Regions from separate parts of the Homo sapiens genome. Here region 2 is linked to region 1. A link is an interaction called in ENCODE POLR2A ChIA-PET data of the cell type or tissue named here. Cell type or tissue: GM12878. All regions are shown on one strand.

What was found. ChIA-PET counts read pairs that join two places held together with the same protein. Peaks named below come from ENCODE experiments on the same cell type or tissue, not always from the same donor. Only the 100,000 strongest peaks of a DNase experiment are listed, where the experiment ranks them.
Region 2: POLR2A ChIA-PET joins it to region 1 with 6 read pairs; 2 of 35 experiments call an interaction of 5 or more read pairs at or near these places.

The regions. Positions count from the first base shown.
Region 1 is chr1:56,233,378-56,241,377 of GRCh38, forward strand. It overlaps LOC124904186 (a long non-coding RNA gene), which reads right to left. Exons shown (of 4, transcript XR_007066107.1): 4 at 115-3,057. Among named protein-coding and RNA genes, the nearest start is that of LINC01767, 180 kb to the right of the region's middle. In GM12878, no CTCF peak of the experiment used is centred here; a DNase peak (open chromatin) is centred at 4,374.
Region 2 is chr1:56,317,415-56,325,414 of GRCh38, forward strand. It overlaps LOC124904186 (a long non-coding RNA gene), which reads right to left. Exons shown (of 4, transcript XR_007066107.1): 1 at 972-8,000. Among named protein-coding and RNA genes, the nearest start is that of LINC01767, 94 kb to the right of the region's middle. In GM12878, no CTCF peak of the experiment used is centred here; no DNase peak of the experiment used is centred here.

The DNA of each region.
Region 1 (8,000 bases):
CAATCTCGGTACACTGCAACCTCCACCTCCCGGGTTCAAGCAATTCTCCTGTCTCAGTCTCCCGAACATGCCACCATACCCAGCTAATTTTTGTATTTTTAGTAGAAAGGGGGTTTCGCCATGTTGTCCAGGCTGGTCTCAAACTCCTGACCTTAGGTGATCCACCTACCTCAGCCTCCCAAAGTGTGTGCATCAGTTTTACTGTGTGCAAAGTGAGAAAAATACCTTCTGCCTTGTCTACTTTTCTGATAATGAGATTAAGACAAGTAAAAGTGCTTTAAGAAAAACTCCATGCAAAACAAAGGTGAGCTATTATTATTTTCTCTCATATAATTCTAGCGTGCCATGATTTTGAGACTTTCTATATTTAAATAAAATCTGTCCTTTGAAATAATATGTTTGGAAGAGCCAATAAGGCAGACAGACAAATACTTTAGGCTATTTTTTTAGAACTCAGATTGACAGAATTTAACTGAGGAAACAGGAACAGAGTTAATTTATCCTGGATTCCAGTATTGGGCTCTTCTTGGTTTTTTAAAACAGACATAAACATTGTTCTTCTGAATTCATTTTGTGCTGACACCACCTGGTCTCTGCTTATTTTTTCATTTCACCCAGTTCAGTGATACTGAATTATAATTGGTTTATGCTGAACTTTCTCATGCTGTGAAGTACTGATTAACAAAGAAAATAAAGTTTTTCTTTCATTTGGCCAAGTTCTACCCTACTGCCATGTCTCAGATAGCACTTTTTAAAGAAATTAAGGTTCTGTGGAATAATCTCCATCCTTAGGAAATAACTGCAAGGGTCATGAAAAGTCTCTGTCAGCCAACATTTTGTTTATAGCCCATCAGCTACAAATTTGCCCAAACTAGGAACTGTGGCATCGTCTTTCTAAACCACACATGCAATCAGGCAGTAGACCGGGTGATGGACTTCCTTGGAATGTCTCCAGCCTGTGTCTTCGTCTCCATCAATATGTCATAGCCTTAGCCCAGGCCTCCAGGAGAGTTTAAACAGCCTCTTAACAGTCCTTCACCTCCATACTGTTTTCAGGATGATTATCTTAAAACACTGATATAACCATGTCAGCCATGCTTATAAAATCTCTGTGGCTGCTATCTGCTAGACAATAGAGTCCCAGTTACTTACTGGTACTCTCTGTAATTTAGCTTCTGCATATCCTTCTAATATGACATTGCCACTTTCACCCATCTTACCACCAGGATCCATCCTCCTCTATCATCATAACCATGATACTAACATCATAGCCAAATTTTAGGGAGGACCCTCTACATACCTCCTACATAAAAGTTTTTCACAAGTTCTCAGAAACTTCCTATGAGATATTTTTACCTTTATTATACTGAGATTCAGAAAGTTAAGAAACCTGTTCAGGATCACAGAGCTGACCACAAAGGTGACAGAGTTAAGACCCAAACCCAGGTCTATTTGACTCCCAAACTTTGCTCTGCCACATGGACATTCTGAAATCCTGGTAGTTTCCTGAATGAGCCGTGCTCTTTTTACTTCACCATTGTCTTGGCAAGTGCTTTTCTCTGCTTTTAATACCCTGCCCCTTCTTAGACAGCTGCCTAACTGCTCCTTTCCCAAGGATTTGGCTCCTATGTCACCTCCTTTGTGAACATTCCATGACATCATAAGCAAAACTGCACTCTGTGTGTGTGTGTGTGTGTGTGTGTGTGTGTGTGTGTGTGTGCGCGCACTCAGGGAATAGAATTGAGTACATACTCTGGGAAAGTGAGTTGCTTGGTTTGCTGGTACAAATGGGACATGCAGGGGAATCATGGGGAACTAGGTTGGGAAAGTAGCTTGGGCTGGATCATGGAGGCTGCTGGTCTACCAGCGGCTCCTGAGGCAAGGAGGTGTTTCCAAGACAAAATCTTGCCACAGGGTCTAAGAAGGAGGAGGACAAGGAGAATAACAGCAGAGAGATTTGAAGAAAGCTATTGCAATCAGCCAGGTGGGAGATAATGAGATACTGAATAGGACTCACCATCAAGAGAATGGAGGAGAAGGGCCAGACTTAGTGACTGAGTGTCAGAGTAGGTGAGTGAAAAGGAGAATCTGCCCATAAGAATACCAAGACTGTGAACTTGAGTGCCAGAGAGTGGACATGTTCTCAAAGACAGAGAAAGAGCAGGTTTAAGGGTAAAGACAAGTGATAGGTTAAGATATGTTAAGACATTAATGGGACTTCTAAAGGCCTTTCTTGGACAACGTAGATGGGCCACTGTTGGAACTGCCATTTTAGAAGTCATCCACATAGATATAAGAGCAGAAGCCAGAAGAAAGTATAATACAGGGGAAATCATCAAGAGAGAGGAGGACAGGGCTAAGGAGAGCTCCTTAGAGATACATTTGGAGAAAAGAATCAGGAAGAAATAAAGAAAAGGTATGAAAGGAAGCTAATGATGTGTTGTGCTGTGTTACCTTGAGAAGTTACTTAACTTCTCTGGGCCTCCATTTAAATGTTAAATTGCAATACTAATTACTATCTTGCAGAATGATGAAAGGATTGGAGATAAGTTATGTGAAACAACCAGCACCTGGCTTAGTATTCAGCAGGATTTCAGTAAACCGTCACCTTAATGATTAGTAGTGGTATATTTGTTGGTGAAAGATGCTCAGGATCACAGACCTCGAATGGGGGCAGTCCTGAGCCATGTGGTGGGAATACTGGGTTATCTGTTGGGATTACTGGCTTCATTTATTTTAGCAAACATAAAAGGAAGACCAGAAGGTCAAATTCCACTGCCATTAGTGTCTAGAAGACTAGTCCAAAAGAGCAGAAGAGTCTATCAGGTGCTGGTCAAAGCCAAACTATGTTTTCCTGCAGACTAGATGCCATCAAACCAGAATCTGTGCTCAGCCCAGCATCTGGAAAAGCTCAGAAGAAGGAAAAGTCCACAGGAGAGGTGGCTGGGACCAAGTTACATAGGACAGGCTAGAGCAGGGAGATAAGAGGTCATTCACCAGCTCTGTACTCTAGGTACTCCAGGAATTCAGCCTCTTCTAGCAGAGAAAGCCCAGGACCTGCAGAAAGATGGTTAGAGAGAAAGTTTTATCAGGTGGTATGTAAAAAGAGCACCAGCTTTTTGAGCCAGAAAAACCTGTATTCAAACTTTAGTGATGTCACTCATGGGACTTTTTGTGTTAGGGGGGAAATCGCTTACTCTCAGCCTGTTTCTCCATATGAAAATGGGACAAACAATAATTTTTTTCTTTACATGTTTTTTTGAGAATTAAATAAGATATGCAAAATGCTTGAATCATCCACGTAGATATCAATACATGGTGGTTTTGTTTCCTTTTGTAGGGCCAATTACACACCAAAGCCCACTCAGTTATAAAGATCTTCATGGTCTTAGCTATTTTTCCCAGACCACGAATGCCTGAGAGAGAGAACTACAGTCTGTGAGATACAAAAAAAATTGGCCAAAGCGGGTAGGTATTTGAGAAAATTGGGAGTCAGGCTCCAAAGTGGCTGTTAGCCCAGAAGATGGTCTGTTCTCTCACTTAATATCACGAAGGCTCGCCTATTGCATTTGTGAGCATTAAATTGAAGGCAGTTAGTTATAGGAGAGATGCTCCTCATGGGCACCAGCAGTTAGGACCCAAAAGAGACAATAATAATGGCTGCCATTTATTGACTACTGCTTTAAATATATTACCTCTACATATGGTAGACAACACGATCATCTTTTTACAGAAAGGACAACTGTGACTCAGAGAGATTAAGTGATTTTTCTCAAAGTCGCCCAGCTCACATACAGCACAGCAGAATTGATACCCAAGTTGGATCTGTAGCCTGCACTCCTTTTAAATCTCTTGCTATCTTCCTGTAGGTAGGACAATGAATGAGACATGCCATGGTGGCGGAAAGTCTTCACCTTGGGGTGAAACTCAAAGTAATTGTAGATGGAGAGATTGAGGAAGAAATAGAACTAGACCGGGAGGCAGGAAACTGAATGGGTTTTGGTATTTCTCTTACCTAAGCCTCCTCGTCTATAAAATGGGGTTAATAACCCACACCCTGCCAACTATCTGGAGTTTCGGGGTGGATCAAGTGGGATTTTATATCTGAAACCACTTTGCAAATTAAGTCCCATATAAATATGTTATTAATTGGTATATTAATTAAATTATTAAATCTCAGTTATAATAATGAAACTTAGAAATTACTGTTAATTAGCATTAATCAAAATGTATGTTGGTGGTAATTATACTAATTAAAATTCTTGATAATAATGATAATTAGCACTGATACTGAGAAGTGGTCTGCCAAGCATGGACTAGCGTGAAACTGTAGAGTAAACATCCCAAATGAAAGTTGGCCGAAAGATACAGAAGCAAGCTAATGAACCTAGCTGAAACTGAACAAGAGAAACACATTAGCCTTGCTTTCCTGGTCTGAGAGTTCTGCTGTGCTGAGGTGAAAAAGATTAATAAATACCAAAACCACCCATTATTGTACAAGCACATGAGTTGCAATTGTCCTTGTGGTTGTCTGTTTATGTATCTCTCTGTGTAGTAACACTTTGCTAGTAAGTTTCAGCATATTGAACTGTTCCTGATTCCACGACCGTGCCATTCTCTAACATGCCACCTGCCCATCACACTGCCCATGGCTCCTGACAAACCCAAGATCCTTCATGTCCTAATCCATGTAAACTATCTTCAATGAAGCCTTTCCAGACTTTTCCTGAGAAACTAGGAATCCTCTTCTTTGTGTTCCTGTTCACCTTCTACAAGATTTTACTATCAAACTTACTATCTCAGCTCTATCACATACAAGTTGTGTGTAAGAAGTTCCTTACTTAAAATACGTTTATGCTTCAGTTGTCTCATCTATAAAATGAGGATACTAGCAGTGCAGGCCTTATACAATTGTCTTGATAATTCAATCAGATATGTAAGACTTTCAGAACAGGATTAGACATACAGCATTCAATTAATGTTAACTATTACTATTATTATTGTTGTTGTTGTTGTCCTAAGGATGTGTCTCCATATCTATTGCTCTGCCAGGCTGTGAGCTCCTCCATTTTGTGTTCTTATGATTTTTGCTTATGTCTTTCATGTTATTAAAATGGAAATGGATAGAGGATTTTCTCAGGAGACTTTATAGGCAAGAATAAAGGCAAGGTAGTGGAAAAATTGTTGACCGTGAAATCAGAAGATTTGGTTTAATCTTGCCTCTTCTAGTTGCTTAGTCACTGGCTTTGTGCAAGTCACTTTTTCTTATAGGACTCAGTTTCCTCATCTAGAAAAACGGAAGTGATGACCCCTAGCCTACCTTCCTGACAGGCTCCATTGTGAGGTTGGAATGAAGACACAGATGTGAAACCGCGTTGTAAACTGAAAGGCACTAATCAAATATAAGATACTTTTATTATTATTTGAACCATCTGGAAGTTGTTTGGACTTACAAATTGATAGAATCAGTCAACACTTACTTGATTTACACAGAGAGTTGTTGTTATGCTTGGGTATTTTTTTAAGCCCTTAACACTATGCACATTGCAAGCCTTTCCTCATATTCACCCCCAATTTGGTAATTTTCAAGTTTTTGTTTCCAAAGATTGAATGATGATAGGAGTTAAAAGTAGAGCCCAGGTTGAAACTTTACTAAAGATGTTCAGTTTCTATTTTCCTTAACAAAGTTTTTAGAGCCCCAGCTAATAGCTAGTTATTAAATGCAGCTCAGTTCATAGGGTTTCTTGATGTGCTGGGAAGCCTCAGAGGTTGCTGTGAGATAACAGAGTTTAGATTAAGATGGCCAGTAAATTTGGGAAAGAGAAAGGAAAATATAAATGGCAAGAACACTGAATTAGGAGTTAAAATTCCTAAACTCTTATCTTGTCCTACAGCCCTGTAGGTTGGATGTATCCCCTATCTGGGCCTTATTTTTCTCATCCGTAAAATGTAGATAACATCCTTCCATTTCATTAGCCTTTACTGCACACCAAATCACCCCAAATCTTAGTAACTTGAAATATCAGGAGTTTATGTCTTACAGTTCTGTGTTGGTTGGGCGGTTCTGGTGATTTTGCCTGGGCCCATTCATGGAGCAGCACTTAACTGGTGGGTCATTTGAGATCTAGGCTCAAGGGACACAGCTAAGATTCTGAGCATCTATATTTGTATAGTGTCTTCTATACTCAAGGAGTGAGACTGGGCCTTTTTACATGACAGTGATGTTCCAAGAGGGGGAAACCAGAAAATATATAGTCTCTTGTACCATAGCCTCACACAGTATCAATTCTTCCATATTCTATTGGTCAAAACAAGTTACACAGCCAGCCCAGAATCAAGGACAAGGAAAAGAGAATCCACCCCAACCGTTTGATGGGAGGAAGGCAAAATCAAACTGCAAAAAGGAACATGGTCACAGAGAAACATGATTCTCTGGAGGGCCATTTTGTAGCAGCCTAATACACATCTGTCCTACCTTAAGGGTTATTTACAAGCAGATAAGCTAATATGTTTAAAGTCACTTTGTAGAATATATGAGAATATAAAGGAAAAAAATTCCAGACAAGTGATAGAATTAGAATATTACCATTTTGCAGCCCACAATGAATTAAGGCTTTAAGCATCAATGGCTGCTAACATCACGAAAAACAAGTAGAGATTATGTACCTACTGAGGAGGAACACAGTGCCACCTATAAAGTTGTCTTGTTAAAATAAAAAAATTAAACCTGAATCTGATCAAACCTCTAGTTACAACTAGTAATTTTCAGGAACTACAGAAAACAGAAGAACATGTTAAACTGTACCACAGAGGTACAATCAGCAAAACCCAGAATGGCAAACACTACAGGCAAACAACCTGTTTTGTTTTTTTTTCCAACAAATAAATTACAAAAGGAAGAAAACAAGTTGGAGAAGAAACATATACATTAAAATTACGATGTGGGGAACTTACTGGATCCTGATTCAAATGAACTATTTAAAAAATTATGACATTCTGAGACCACTATAAATTTTTAGATGTCCTGCATCCTTGATGATATTAAAGAATCATTGCTAATGTTAGACATAAAATGGTATTATGAGTATATATTTTTACATACCCCTTATCTTTTAGTGTACGTATTGAAATATTTACCTGTGTAATTATATTACAGCTGAGATTTATTAGTATGAAGTGGCAGTAAGTAGATGGGGGTATAGATAGAGAAAGAGTGCCCAGGAGCTGGTAACTATTAAAGCCACATGATGAATATGTGGGAATTCATTATACAATTTTAGCTGCTTTGGTATGTTTGAAATTCTCCATAATAAGTTTTTATTTTTCAAAAAAGAGTGAAATACCAAACTAATTTTTAGGAACTACAGAAGACAGAAGAACATTTTAACTGTACCACAGAGGTATAATCAGTGAAATCCAGACTGGGAAACACTACAGGAAAACAACCTATTATGAGAAAACTACAGACCAATATCTTTCATGAATATAGATGTATAAGTCCTCAACAAAATATTAGCAAATGGAATACAACAATGTATAAAAAGAGTTATACACTGTAACCACGTGAGATTTTTCTTCCCCAGGAATGCAAGCCTGATTCAACATTCAAAATTCAATTAATATTGGCCAGGCATGGTGACTCATGCCTGTAATCCCAACACATTGGGAAGCTGAGGGAGGAGGATTACCTGAGCCCAAATCAACCTGCACAACAAAGTGAGACCCAGTATCTACAAAAAATCTTTTTAATTAGCTAGGTGTGGTGGTATGTGCCTGTAGTCCTAGCTACTCAGGGGACGGAGGCAGGAGGGTCACTTGAGCAGAGGAGGTCAAGGCTGCAGTGATTTATGATTGAGCCACTGCACTCCATATTGGGTGACAAAGTGAGACCGTGTCTCAAAAAAAAAAAAAATTAATGTAATCATCACATCAACAGGCCCAATAGAAAAATTACTTGACCAAATCAATAGATGCAGAAAAGCATTTGATAAAACCCAATA
Region 2 (8,000 bases), 84 kb after region 1:
CACACACAAATAAATAAATTATTATCCCATGAGACAGGATGAGAAGGGAGGGAGGAAGAAAGACTTGCTCTTTTTATTTTGTACTTTACTGTAGTGTTTGCATTCTTTAATAATATGCACACATTATTTTCATATTTAAAAATAAAATATTTTAAAAGAATGGGTATGAAAGGGAAGAATTTCAATCCATGTTTCTGCTTGACTTGCACTCAAATTCTCAAAACACCATTTTATAGAAACTGATTTCCAAGAAGTCATCAAAGCCCTTTTTATTATTATTATTATTACTAGAAGCCATTCCGTTGGAATCAAACACTTGTGTTTTTCCGATGGAGCTGGAATTCAAAGTCTGAGAGGGTAAGTCCATTTGGAAACCTACTCAGCACAGCCTTTGAACTGCTGCGTTTTCCAGGGCTTCGCACACATCCCTCATCCAACTGGCTTCCCATCCAAGACATCGTCAAGCAGCCAGTATTTACTGACCTGCCCACAGGGGTGCCCTGAGCCTGCTGGAACATGCCCAGTAATCGAAGCCTACCCACCAGTGAAGTCGACCTCAGGAAAATCCCAGACTGCAGCTGTCCGTCACCTGGGCTCCAACCAGCAAGCTGAAGGATGCCAATATGGAGGCCTCGAAGAAGGCCTTCACATCTCACAGAATTTACTAGAAACTCTAGATTCCTGTCAGAGGACTCTAGCATGTCAGACTTGGAAGAGATCTCAGAAATCATGTTGTAAAACTGTTTCATTTTATAGAGGGAGAAATGAGGCCCAAATATGCACCATCATGGAGCCCAGACCCAAACATAGGTGTGAATAGCAGGAAACATGCCACGTTCTAGATTTAAGTCTGAAAGCGTCTTCCATAGTGTCAGGCCTGTCCTTTTTCGGGTTAGGTTGAGTAATAGATGGTGGTTAGGGAAATAGGAAGAAGTGAGGAGGCAGGAAGGAATACACATAGTTTTAGTTACCTTGGCAGATGTGATAATAGCATGAGAAGTAAGCCAGAACTCGTAGATTGGCCATGATGTCATTCAATTGATGGGTGAGTTCTTTGCTCTGCCAGACGTTGCTTTACGTGCTGTGGATGTGGAATTGAATCAGACATGGCCTTGCCCTTGAAACATTCATGGTCCAGCCGACCAGATGGTAACCAGGGTTGCTAATAGAGACAGTTACAGCACAGTGTGATAAGCATGAGATAGAGCAGTATTTCCTAAACTTTTCTGATCATTCGAATTGGCCACCTCAGACTTACTGAGTTAGATTGTTTAGGAGAAGGAGCAGATAATCTGCATTTTTACCAGGACGCACTCCCCCAACACCCCAAGTGATTCTCATGATCAGTCACACTGGCTTTGAAATTGTTTAGAGCTGGATCCAATTCTGGTTCAGGCCAATGGTGTTAACTCCCTAACAAAATTGCTCCCTGGACATTTATCTTTTTTCTGTTCCTAGATTCCTTAAGACTACACCTTTCCATCCCATCAAGACCCAGGACCACTTTGTACTGCTGTATAATTATGTTCAGCACAGACACATTAGCTGAGGAGCTGAATGCTTGCTGAGATCCAGTCCACACTGTACTAATTCTTCTGCTCAGAAGAATTTTTGAATCCAAACACTCAGCCTTGATTCTTTTGAGCTGTGTTCTTCCAGAGGGAGTAAACTTATACGATTCATCTGCCCAAACGGAGCATTTTTTTCTAATTCATACAAAGGCACCAAATAGACCAGCAGGACCCTGAAAGAACCATTTCCAGATATAAGGTCCTTAACACAGGTGTGTGCTGGTACCTGTACCTACCACCACTCCCAGATTTTCTTGCCACACTGGACTACTTCCACCTCTTCAGTGCCTGCACCAGCCTAATGTGGTGGTAGCCCCTGATCTGAGTCCTTGCCCATCCTCTCAGACCTGGAAGAAAGGAGGGACTATCCCAAATACTGTTTGTTCCATGCCTGGAACAAGAGGCAGTGTAGCTTGTCATTAACAATATGAGCTTTGGAGTCAGGCCTGAGTTCAGTTCTCAACTTAAGCTTTACTGTGCGACATGAACAAATTAAGTATATCTGTATAATGTAGATTTAAATTTCCTATGCATAACTTTATTGTAAGGTTGAACAAGATAATGCATGTGAAAGTTCTTAGCGATAATGAGCTTCTGTTTTCTGGGTGCTATCTCATTCAATATGAGCTTCACCTCAACACCTTTAGATAGCTATTATTATGATTATCCCCATTTTACAGATGAAGAAAATGAGTGTTGGGGTGAGATAGAGGAAAGTGTTACAGAGCTGATCTCTAAACCCAGTTGTAATTTTCCAATCCCTGTTCTTTCTTTCGACTTTTGCCTCTAGATCCAGACATTAACTCTTATCAGGGTTCCAGGTCTAAGGAGTGAAAAGATAAGATTTCACCCTCAATTTATAAATGTACCCAGGTTAGGCCTAGCAACACAGGTAGTATGCAAAATAGGCTTTGATATCTTGAATGCCAACTCAAATCTGTTAGTAATTACTGCCCAGAGGACCATGTTACGGAGCATCACAAGGGCAAGTCAGGGTTCATAGAGCATCATGATTGATTAATGATGCCAGCCATGGGAATGGGATCCAGGAATGACACCAGGTCCTACAGAAGACTTCCCATCCCTTTAAGATTTCAAAGTATACCCAAAGCCAAGCATGCTTGATAAAAAGGGAGATCTAAGGGCACTAAATAAAGCTGTTAAAGACCATTAACACCTTATTAAGACCCTTTCCCAGATGCAGCCAGAAACAGTCAAAGAACATAGAATGTGGGAACATTTTGGAGAGAAAGCATGGAGCTGTCTGAAGCATTTTTTCAAGGAGCAAAAACTCAGTTCTATTTTCAAGGCTTTAATTCTAAGCTCCATCTACATGAACATCAGGTAATGGAGGGAGGTCATTGTGGAATTTGGAAACCTACTTCTCACTAGAAGCTGATATGTGACCTTGGGCAATTAATTTAAGCTCTCAAAACCTCAGGTGTTTCATCTGTAAAATGTGGATAATAATCTCTATCTCATAGTCCTTGGCAGGTATTAAATAGAATAAATAACGTAAAGAAGCTACAAAGAACCCCACCCAAAGGAGATGTTTGAAAGCATTCATTCCCCACTCCTTTTTCTCCCTCAGAAAGAACATGGTGACACACTGTTTGTAAGTCAGGCATAATTTACATATAGTAGTAAGATTCATACATTTTAGGTGAACTGTTCTACACGTTTTGACAAACATATGCAGCCATGTAACCACTACCACAGTAGATACAGAATGCTGCCATCACCCCAGAAAGTCACTTCACACCTCTTTCCAGTCAATCCCTTGCACCTACCTCCAACCCTTGGCAAACACTGATCTTAACTCTGTTCCTATAGTTTTGCTTTTTTATTACAACCCATTTTAAAAGCATAAATCCAAACAGCAAATAATTCTCCAGAGTTTTTCCTTCACATCCTACTCAAAAATAGCTCAGCTCTGACGGCAAGCTCTCTGTTCCAGGAAAATTCTTCATTAAATAAATGAATTCCATGTGCATATTAAAAAGACATTCTGCTTCATATTCCTTCTATTTATAACCAGAGTTCAACCACTGGGGGCCCCAGGAGCCTGTCAGGGTCTCTGTGTGCTCTTTAGCTCACACTCTCTACTCCCTGCTCCAGCCCAACTGCATATCTGGCTCCAGGCCCAGGTGGCAGGAAAACCAAGGTGCCAAAAGGGGCTTGTGGAAGTGTGCCCTGAGGAGGTATGCTCCCCAAACTTTTGGTGCAAACTTCAGGATGTCCTGCAATTCCTTGGGGAATACGTGCCATGTATTAATTACTAACAGCATGGAGAAGAAAGGAATCAGTCTAGAAACAAGAACAAAGGGAGGGGTGGAAAGGGTTAGGTGGTTTCTAAAGTCTTTCCCTGCAGAGAAGTCCCATGACCCAAGTAGATCATACAATAATTCCTGCGGCCACCGCCCCCTCCTCACCTTCATGTGCCAAATACCATGATCGGCACAAGAATTAAAAGTGAACAAATAGAAAAAAATAATAATAATTATACTTAATTTTTGCCCATAGATAACTTACTGCCTAATCGAGAAACAAAACATGCACAGAAGGATGTGGTTGAGTAGAGGAGAAATAGCATGGAGTATTGAACTAGAGGAAACAGGGTTTTAACCTGAATAGTCATTTGCTTGTTGTGTGACCTTGGATATGGTGCGTCTCTCCTCTGAGCCTCAAAGTTTCCATCTATAAGCTAGAAATTACATCCACCCTCAGAGGAGTGTTATGTGGACTAAATAAGGTTATGGCTATAAATCACTTAGCCCAGTACCTGTCATGTTTTAGCTCAAGAAAGGGTAGGTTGCTGGGTGCGGTGGCTCACGCCTGTAATCCCAGCACTTTGGGAGGCCGAGGCAGGTGGATCACGAGGTCAGGAGATCGAGACCATCCTGGCTAACACAGTGAAATCCTGTCTGTACTAAAAATACAAAAAATTAGCCGGGCGTGGTGGCGGGTGCCTGTAGTCCCAGCTACCTGGGAGGCTGAGGCAGGAGAATGGCATGAACCCGGGAGGCGGAGTTTGCAGTGAGCCGAGATCATGCCACTGCCCTCCAGCCTGGGTGACAGAGCTAGACTCTGTCTCAAAAAAAAAAAAAAAAAAAGGGTAAGTTTTTTTTTTTTGTTTGTTTGTTTTATTTTTTACCACCTATATTAGTCTGGGTTCTCCAGAGAAACAAAACCAACAGGAGATAGATGGATGGATAGATAGATAATAGATAAACAGACAGACAGTGTGTATGAGTGTGTAAAGAGACTTATAAGAAATTGGCTCACATGATTTGAAAGCCAAGAAGCCCCAAGATCTGAAGTCAGTGAGCTGGATTCCCAGGAAATTCAATAGTGTGGTTCTAGTCTGAGTCTGAGGGCCTGAGAACTAGGAGAGTGAATGGCGTAAGTTCCAGTCTGAAAGCCAACTCACGACTCAAGAGCTGAAGAGCCAGCTTTTCAGCTGGAGCCTGAAGGCAGGAAAAGATCAGTGTCTCAGCTCAAGTGCCAGGCAGGAGGCATTCCCTCATTCAGCCTTTCTGTTCTGTTCAGGTCTTCAATTGATTGGATGCATTCTGTCCGCTTTAGGGAGGGCCATCTACTTTACTCAGGCTACCAATTCTAAAGTTAATTTCATCCAGAAACACCCTCACAGACACCCCCAGAATAATGTCTGTTCAAATATCCGGTCTGGTCAAGTTGACACATAAAACATCACAACCTCCAAGAAAGGAATTGGTATTCTAAAAGGGATTCGGAGAGAGGCCTATAGCATTTTGAATGAAAAAAGGTTACTTCTGGCTGCGTGGTGTAGAGGAGTTGATATTCGAACCTTTTTTTTTTCCATAATTGCAGCTGTACCATCTACCAAGAACCTGCCCATTCTAGAGGAAAGGCCTGGGTTTAAGTCTCATTCACTCCTTGTCAGTCTCAGCTTCATCTCAACATGCGACCCCTCATTTTTTACCTTGCTTTATAGTCCCTGTTTCAATTCTACTAGTCTGTAGTCTTGATGCCACTGTCCATGATTGATGCAGGCTCGGTGTTTTTTGTTTGTTTTGTTTTGAGACAGAGTTTCGTTCTTTTTTGCCCAGGCTGGAGTGCAATGGCACGATCTCGGCTGACTGTAATCTCCGCCTTCTGGGTTCAAGTGATTCTCCTGCCTCAGCGTTCTGAGTAGCTGGAAGTACAGATGCATACCACCATGCCCGGCTAATGTTTTATTTTTAATAGAGACGGGGTTTCACCCTGTTGGCCAGGCTGGTCTCGAACTCCTGACCTCAGGTGATCCGCCCACCTCAGCCTTCCAAAGTGCTGGGATTACAGGTGTGAGCCTCTGTCCCCGGCCTGGCTCAGTGCTTGACACATGGTAGAGGTTCAGGAGATACTGGTTGAGTGACTGAAATCTAATTCAACCATTTCATGCAACAGATAAAGCAACTAAGGCTGCAGTCCAGTGTGTTTGTTCATTCAGCATCTGATGAGCCCTTGCCATGTTCTGCAACAACCTATCAGGGTAAATATGTAGAAATAAGCAAGACATCATATATACCCCATGAAAGCTCAGGCTGGCACAAGGGAGGCAAATGAGAAAGGGGGAACGCCCGTGTGCAGGGCTCTTACTTATATCACTTCACCTTCTATTCCTAATGTCCATTCATTCATTCATTTACCTAAAAATATTTATTGAGCATTAACAGTTCTAGGAATTGTCCTAGGTTCTAGGGATACTACAGTGAACAAATGAGGAATAGCTATCATTATAGAGTTCACAGTCTGGTGGGTGACACAGACAAACAGAATGAAAAAAAAATAGTCAATTATGAAAATGACAATATTTGCAAAATGCAGAGGAATCAAGAAAGGAAAAAAATATATAATCTGCCTGGGGAAGTCAGGAAAAGTTTAATAGTAACTGATCTGAGAATTGAAGGAAGAGTGTGTGTTCTCCAATCAGACATATAAGGAATACTGTGGATACTGGATATGCATCTTAGGCCATGAGAATGGCCTATACAAAATCTTGCCAACATGGGAGAACATAAACAAATAAAAGCTTTTGTGTGTGTGTATTGAAGTTCTTTACAATTTAATTTTTCCCAAAACATTATGTTAAAACATATGACCATAAACCTTCGCACACCACAATCGACCTCTGATTCTTTATTTGCAGACAGCTGGTTAAGTGTAACTCTTTGTGTCTGACATTCAACAGCTTTCAACATTCATTGTCAGAAAATCATGTCAGGTTGGGATATAACGGCTGGGTCAAGGAATGCTGGTGGGCAGAGGAGACTTCTTCACCACCACTATGTATATCTTTATGGCCCTGTGGCTATTTGCCTCAACCAGTCATTACTACCTCTCTTGGATGAAATCCTGCTTTCAAGGATCATAGGCATGGAAAACTATCTGAGAGCTGATTTGGAGCCTCGGTGCTGCTCCTTACTTGTTCTGTTACCACATTCAAAACAACCTCATTGACCCTCAGTTTTATCAATTAATTTTTCACAGACATGGAAACTGAGGCCTAAGAGTGATAAAATGATATGCTCAGAGTCACACAGATAGGATCAGATTATGGTCCAGAGCTCAGCAAACACAGCTCCTCACTCTATCAATTCCCTTCTAGTATCAGAGGTAACTACAGTTCAACCGCATTTAAAAAAGGATGTGTTAATATTAATTAGGCCATTAAGCCTTATTCTGCTGTTTCTAGACTTAAATGTTTCCTCAGTTCCTCCTTCAACAACCACAAAATAAAATCCCTTCTACTTACATGGCATTCAACATTCTTCACTCTCTGTCTTCTTCCTACCCCTTCAGCCTTAGTGACATTCACCCCCCAATCTCAGCACCAAATATTGCATGTTTTGCCCCTTAAATCCCAAATTATCTACTGTAGATAATAGATGTATAGTTCCTCAGTTTCCTAATCTGTAAAAATAAGAGGTTTGACAAAGGACTAAAAGAGTCCTAAAGAAACTATGGGGATATCTACTTCTGGCCAAAATGGAGTAAGAGGGACCAGCTTTATTCTCCTACCTGAAACAACTGAGAAATCAAACAACAACAACAACAACAACAAAAACAATGGTTCTCAAGACATTGGACACTTCGGCAACGTAAGTCAATGATTCCTGCAAGACAGCTATATTAGGCTGTTCTTGCACTGATATAAAGAAATACCTGAGACTAGGTAATTTATATGAAAAGAGGTTAAATTGGTTCATGATTCTGCAGACTGTACAGGAAGCATAGCAGCATCTGCTTCTGAGGAGGCCTTGGGAAGCTTCCAGTCACAGTGGAAACCAAAGGGGGAGCAGCCCCACTACCTGGCAGGAGGAGGAGCGAGAGAGAGAGTGGAGGGGAAGGTGCCACACACTTCTAAGTGACCAGACCTCATGAGAACTCACTCACTATCATGAGGAC